2 separate regions of the Homo sapiens genome follow, and region 2 is linked to region 1. Evidence: read pairs that join two places in POLR2A ChIA-PET (ENCODE). Cell type or tissue: OCI-LY7. All regions are shown on one strand.

The links. ChIA-PET counts read pairs that join two places held together with the same protein. Peaks named below come from ENCODE experiments on the same cell type or tissue, not always from the same donor. Only the 100,000 strongest peaks of a DNase experiment are listed, where the experiment ranks them.
Region 2: POLR2A ChIA-PET joins it to region 1 with 8 read pairs; 25 of 35 experiments call an interaction of 5 or more read pairs at or near these places.

The regions. Positions count from the first base shown.
Region 1 is chr1:27,241,571-27,244,070 of GRCh38, reverse strand. All of the region lies in intron 1 of WDTC1 (WD and tetratricopeptide repeats 1), which reads right to left. Among named protein-coding and RNA genes, the nearest start is that of WDTC1, 8.2 kb to the right of the region's middle. In OCI-LY7, no CTCF peak of the experiment used is centred here; no DNase peak of the experiment used is centred here.
Region 2 is chr1:27,147,952-27,150,451 of GRCh38, reverse strand. The region is part of intron 1 of SLC9A1 (solute carrier family 9 member A1); the gene reads left to right. Among named protein-coding and RNA genes, the nearest start is that of SLC9A1, 5.9 kb to the left of the region's middle. In OCI-LY7, no CTCF peak of the experiment used is centred here; DNase peaks (open chromatin) are centred at 1,191, 1,641 and 2,141; H3K4me3 peaks cover 2,293 bases; H3K27ac peaks cover 2,333 bases.

The DNA.
Region 1 (2,500 bases):
GGGCCCAAGAGATCCTCCCATCTCATCAGCCTCCCGAGTAGTTGGGACCACGGGCATGCACCACCCACACACACCTGGCTAATTTTTGCATTTTTTTTTTTTTTTTTTGTAGAGATGGGGTTTCACCATGCTGCCCAGGCTGGTCTCGAACTCCTGGGCTCAAGCGATCTGCCCACCTCAGCCTCCCAAAGTGTTGGGATTATAGGCATGAGTCACCATGCCAGACCCTGACTTGACACTTCTAAACCTTAGTTTCCTAATCTGATAATACCTACCTCTGCAGGGTGAGGAGGAACAGAAGCGCTTGCATGTAAAATGCCTGACACTGATCCTATTAAATAATATTTATTGAACATTCTAACAGTTTACAAGTGTCATCTCACAGACTCCTCATAATAATCCTATGAGACAGGTGCTATTGTTATCCTCATCTTACAGATGCAGGATCTGAGGCACAGAAAAGTGAAGTTGCCAAAGCTACACAGTTCTTAGACAGAGAGTCAACCTATACAGTCTGACTCCAGGGGCCAGGCCATTGGCCACTAAATAATAATTACTGGGCCGGGTGTGGTGGCTCACACCTGTAATCCAGCACTTTGGGAGGCCAAGGCGGGCAGATCACTTGAGGTCAGGAGTTCCAGACCAGCCTGGCCAATGTGGTGAAACCCTGTCTCTATTAAAAATACAAAAATTAGCCGGACATGGTGGCAGGCGCCTGTAATCCCAGCTGCTGGGGAGGCTGAGGCAGGAGAATCACTTGAACTCAGGAGGCAGAGGTTGCAGTGAGCCAAGATCGAGATCATGCCACTGCACTTCAGCCTGGGTGACAGAGTGAGACATTGTCTCAAAAAAAAAAAAAAAAAAAAAAAAAATTACTGGCCAGGGAGCAGCGGCTCACACCTGTAATATCAGTATTGATACAATTTCAGGAAGCTGCTGAAACTTTGTCTCTTACCATTCCTTAGGGTTAAGCTGCCTTGACTCTGCTGATCTCAAACACAAATTTAAAGAGTGCCATTTCAAGGTCATGGACTAAGTTGGTACAAGGACAGTTTCTGGGAAAGCTTTCGCTGGTAGGATAGACTCATCACCAAAGCATCTTCAGGAAACTTCTTAGCCATCTTTGAGGCTCCTGGCTTAAATAATCCCATGTAGGACTGCTTGAGGTTTTCTCTGCAGAAGAGAGCTGCTTCTAAGCAATGCTTTACTTTCTGGGAAGCTTTAGATAAAAACTCACCTTGATGTCTTCTCCCCTGCCCAGTGGGCTCCGTATTGCTGTTTGAGCTTTTAAGAGACAGGGTCGCCTGGGTGCGGTGGCTCACGCCTGTAATCCCAGCACTTTGGGAGGCCGAGGTGGGTGAATCACCTGAGGTCAGGAGTTTGAGGCCAGCCTGACCAACATGGTGAAACCCTGTCTCTACTAAATACAAAAAATTAGCCAGGCGTGGTGGTGCATACCCGTTATCCCAGCTACTCGGGAGGCTGAGGCAGGAGAATCACTTGAACCCGGGAGGCAGAGGTTGCAGTGAGCCGAGATTGCACCATTGCACTCCAGCCTGGGCGACAGGAGCGAAACTCCGTCTCCGTCTCAAAAAAAAAAGAGACAGGGTCTAGCTCTGTTCCCCAGGCTGGAATGGAATGTAGCACTATCACAGTTTACTGCAACTTTGAACTCCTAGGCTTAAGGGATCCTCCTGCCTCAGCCTCTTGAGTAGCTAGGATTACAGGTGCAAATCACCATGCCTGGCTACTTTTATTTTTATTTTTTGTAGAGATGGGGGTCTCATCATTTTGCCCAGGCTGTTCTTGAAGTCCAGGCCTCAAACAATCCTCCCATCTCACCCTCCCAAAGTGCTAGGGTTACAAGTGTGAACCATCTGGCCAGGCACGGTGGCTCATCCCCGTAATCCCAACACTTTGGGAGGCCAAGGCAGGAGGATCACTGGAGGTCAGGAGTTGGAGACCAGCCTGGCCAACATGGTAAAACCCCGTCTCTACTAAAAATACAAAAATTAGCCAGGCGTGATGGCACACGCCTGTAATCCTAGCTACTCAGGAGGCTGAGGCAAGAGAATCGCTTGAACCCAGGAGCCTGAGGCTGCAGTGAGCCAAGATTGCACCACTGCACTCCATCTTGGGTGACACAGCGAGACTCTCAAAAAAAAAAAAACAAAAAAAAACAGTGTGAGACATCACACCCAGCCACTTGTTTGAGCTTTGTGAAAATTTTTTCTGGATGTTTTCAGAACTTTGTTTTCCAGTGATCATAGCTAATTTTCCTGTCTGCTCTTAGGCCTCACAATTACCTTAAGATAGTGGAAGGAAACAGAGAAAAGGGAGCATATTTTGATAATGCTATACTCTCTCACTATTTAAAAGCATCTGCAGTCTTTAACTTGCATCCTGACAAATCCTGCCACAATTCAAAATATCTCTTGTAGAGAAGGCTCTGGAGTTTCATCCTGTAACTCTACTACTAGCTGCAAGGTCAAGGAAAACT
Region 2 (2,500 bases), 94 kb after region 1:
CTCACTGTAACTCAGCTCACCACTGGCATCTCCTGCAATTGTTTACCCATGTTCCTGACCCAGAATGCCTGGCAGAGGCCCGGGAGCCCATAAAGCAGGTATTCATCTTGTCTCCTGACCAGGGACACAAAAGGCTTCTTTTGTCCCTTTATATCTTATAGCTTTTTTTGGTTTTGGTCTTTGCAAGGCGAATCCTGCCATCTCCTCTGTAGATTAAGTCTGTGAATAGGGGAGATGGGGTCACTGCCCACTTCACATGCATGGATATCAGACCCAGCAACTGGTTTCCTATAAAAATGACACTAGAAGGTGCCTCTCTCACTTCTCAAAAGAAGAGAAGAACAAATAGCCTAAAGGTCACCTTGAAACTGTCTCAAGAAGCCCAGATAGGACTCTAAAAAGGAAGCGATGACCTTTTTCTCTTTGGGAAAATAGCAGACTGACTGCAGAACAGTGGGAGGGAGGTCAGCTGGGGACTGGGAGGAAGGCTTCAGGTAGGACATGTGTCTCTAGGAGTGCCAAGGCACTTAGAGGGCTTAGTTGGTCAGATTGCCCAGACTTCATTCAGCTGAGCACCCTCGAAGTTTGCCTTTCCTCTCCTTCCAAGCCAGCCCCATGGCGTCCAGCCCTGGTACAAAGGAAAGACGTAGTCAGAAGCCCTGGGTTCTGCTCCTGATGCTGCCTCTCAGTACCTGTGTGACCATGAACCTTGAGGTTCATGCACCTCATTCTCTGAACCTGACTTGCCTCATCCTTAAGACCAACGTAGAGGCTGAACGTGGGAATGCCTGGTAGAGTGCCCAGCTCACTGTAGTAACTTTCAGGGCCGTGCAGATTCTTCCCCTTTTGGGAGGTCTTCCCAGCCCACAGCAGTCACTTTCTCTTTCTCTCCCAAACCCTTTTCCCTTATTGTTTATCCATAACAGTGGCATTAGGCCTTGCCTGCCCTGTGACATCTCCTGTGTTGAACGGGTGTGTGTGTTTTAATAATAGTTGCCACTTAGTATCTACAGAGTAGTGTCAGGCACTTTATAAAAGCAATCTTATTTAATCCCTACTCAAATCACATGAGATAAAAGCTGTCTCTGTTTTGCAGATGAGGAAATGGCTCAGAGAGGTTATCTTCAGTGATGTCAAATTGCTATTTATTGTCTGTTCGAGTCTTGGCATAGCCTGCTAGAGGGGTGCAGCTGCATCTCCTGCCTCTGGCATTCCCGCAGCAGATGCACATGGCCCTGCACTGAGAAGCGCCCAGCTCACTGCACCTGCACTCAGGAATTGTAGGACTCCCTCTAGGAGTTGGGCACATGTCGTTGGTGGGAGCCCTGTCCCTGCCTTGAGAAAGCTGTAGGTGTTCTGTGTCCAGCTGTGCACCTGTCCTTTGTTTTTGTGAGTCTTCTTGGATGCACCTGAATCCTGCATTCAGGAGGCCTATCCCTTGTTCTCTGCTAGCAACCCTGCCTGCTATCTCTCTTCCGGTGCCCTCTCAGCCATCAGACCAGAGCTTGCTTCTTCCCTGCTTGGGCAGGGAAGTGCCAGGTAAAGGGTGGTCTCCTTTAGCCACAAGGGGTGGCTGACCTTATGACCTCCCGCCTCTGAGCAGAAAGGTGACAGGCTGCTTTTGGTTACCCTCAGGGCCCAGCAGAGTCCCCTGAGAGGCAGCCTCTGTTGGGAGCAGGTGGCACAACTTTGTTTAGCTCTACAAGGCAGGAGGAGTTTAATAGTACTTCTCATTAGCACTGAAATTTGTTTCCAAAGCACTTGTGTGTACAATATTTAATTTAGATCTTCTCAGTGGTCCTGTGGGTTAGAATAGCATGTGGTATTGATGTGTTCATCATTTTACATCTAAGGAAATTGAGCCTTCGGTTGTGACCTGCCTGAGGTCACTTAGCATGCCTGGGACTAATCACTCAAGGCCAAACTCTCTCCTGCCAGGCCAACATGCTGGGTTCTTGTTGGATCAAGGGGGATGAGAGATTTAAAGGGGCTTTGAGGAGAGTCAATGACCAGACACATCCACATTGGTAACCTGGATTGTTGTCAGGAGGGACACCTGTTCCTCCTGTAGGCAGGAAGGGCTAAAGGGTCTGGGTGGTCTGGAGCCTTGACAGCTTTGGCTCAGCTCCAAGTTCTTTTCTACAACTTGAACATACCTGTATTTGCATGAAGGAGGATGAGGGCCAGAGTTGCACTGGGGACTGACATTCTCATAGCCCTTATCTGTGGAGCAGCAAATCTTTGAAATGGAGGACTTGTCCTTTCCCCCAGAATGTTGCATGCCCTCTGGGAGAGAAAAGGAGAGGCAGAGAAATGATTACAATGGAAAACATGTAGGATGGGGTGAAAGGTTAAGATACCTGAGATCTAGTCTCAGCTCTCTGTTGCCCAGCTGTGTGACTTTAGGCAAGGCATAACCTCTCTGAGCCCCTGTTTTCTTTTTTCTTTTTTTTTTTGATACAAGAGTTTCGCTCTTTTTGCCCAGGCTGGAGTGCAATAG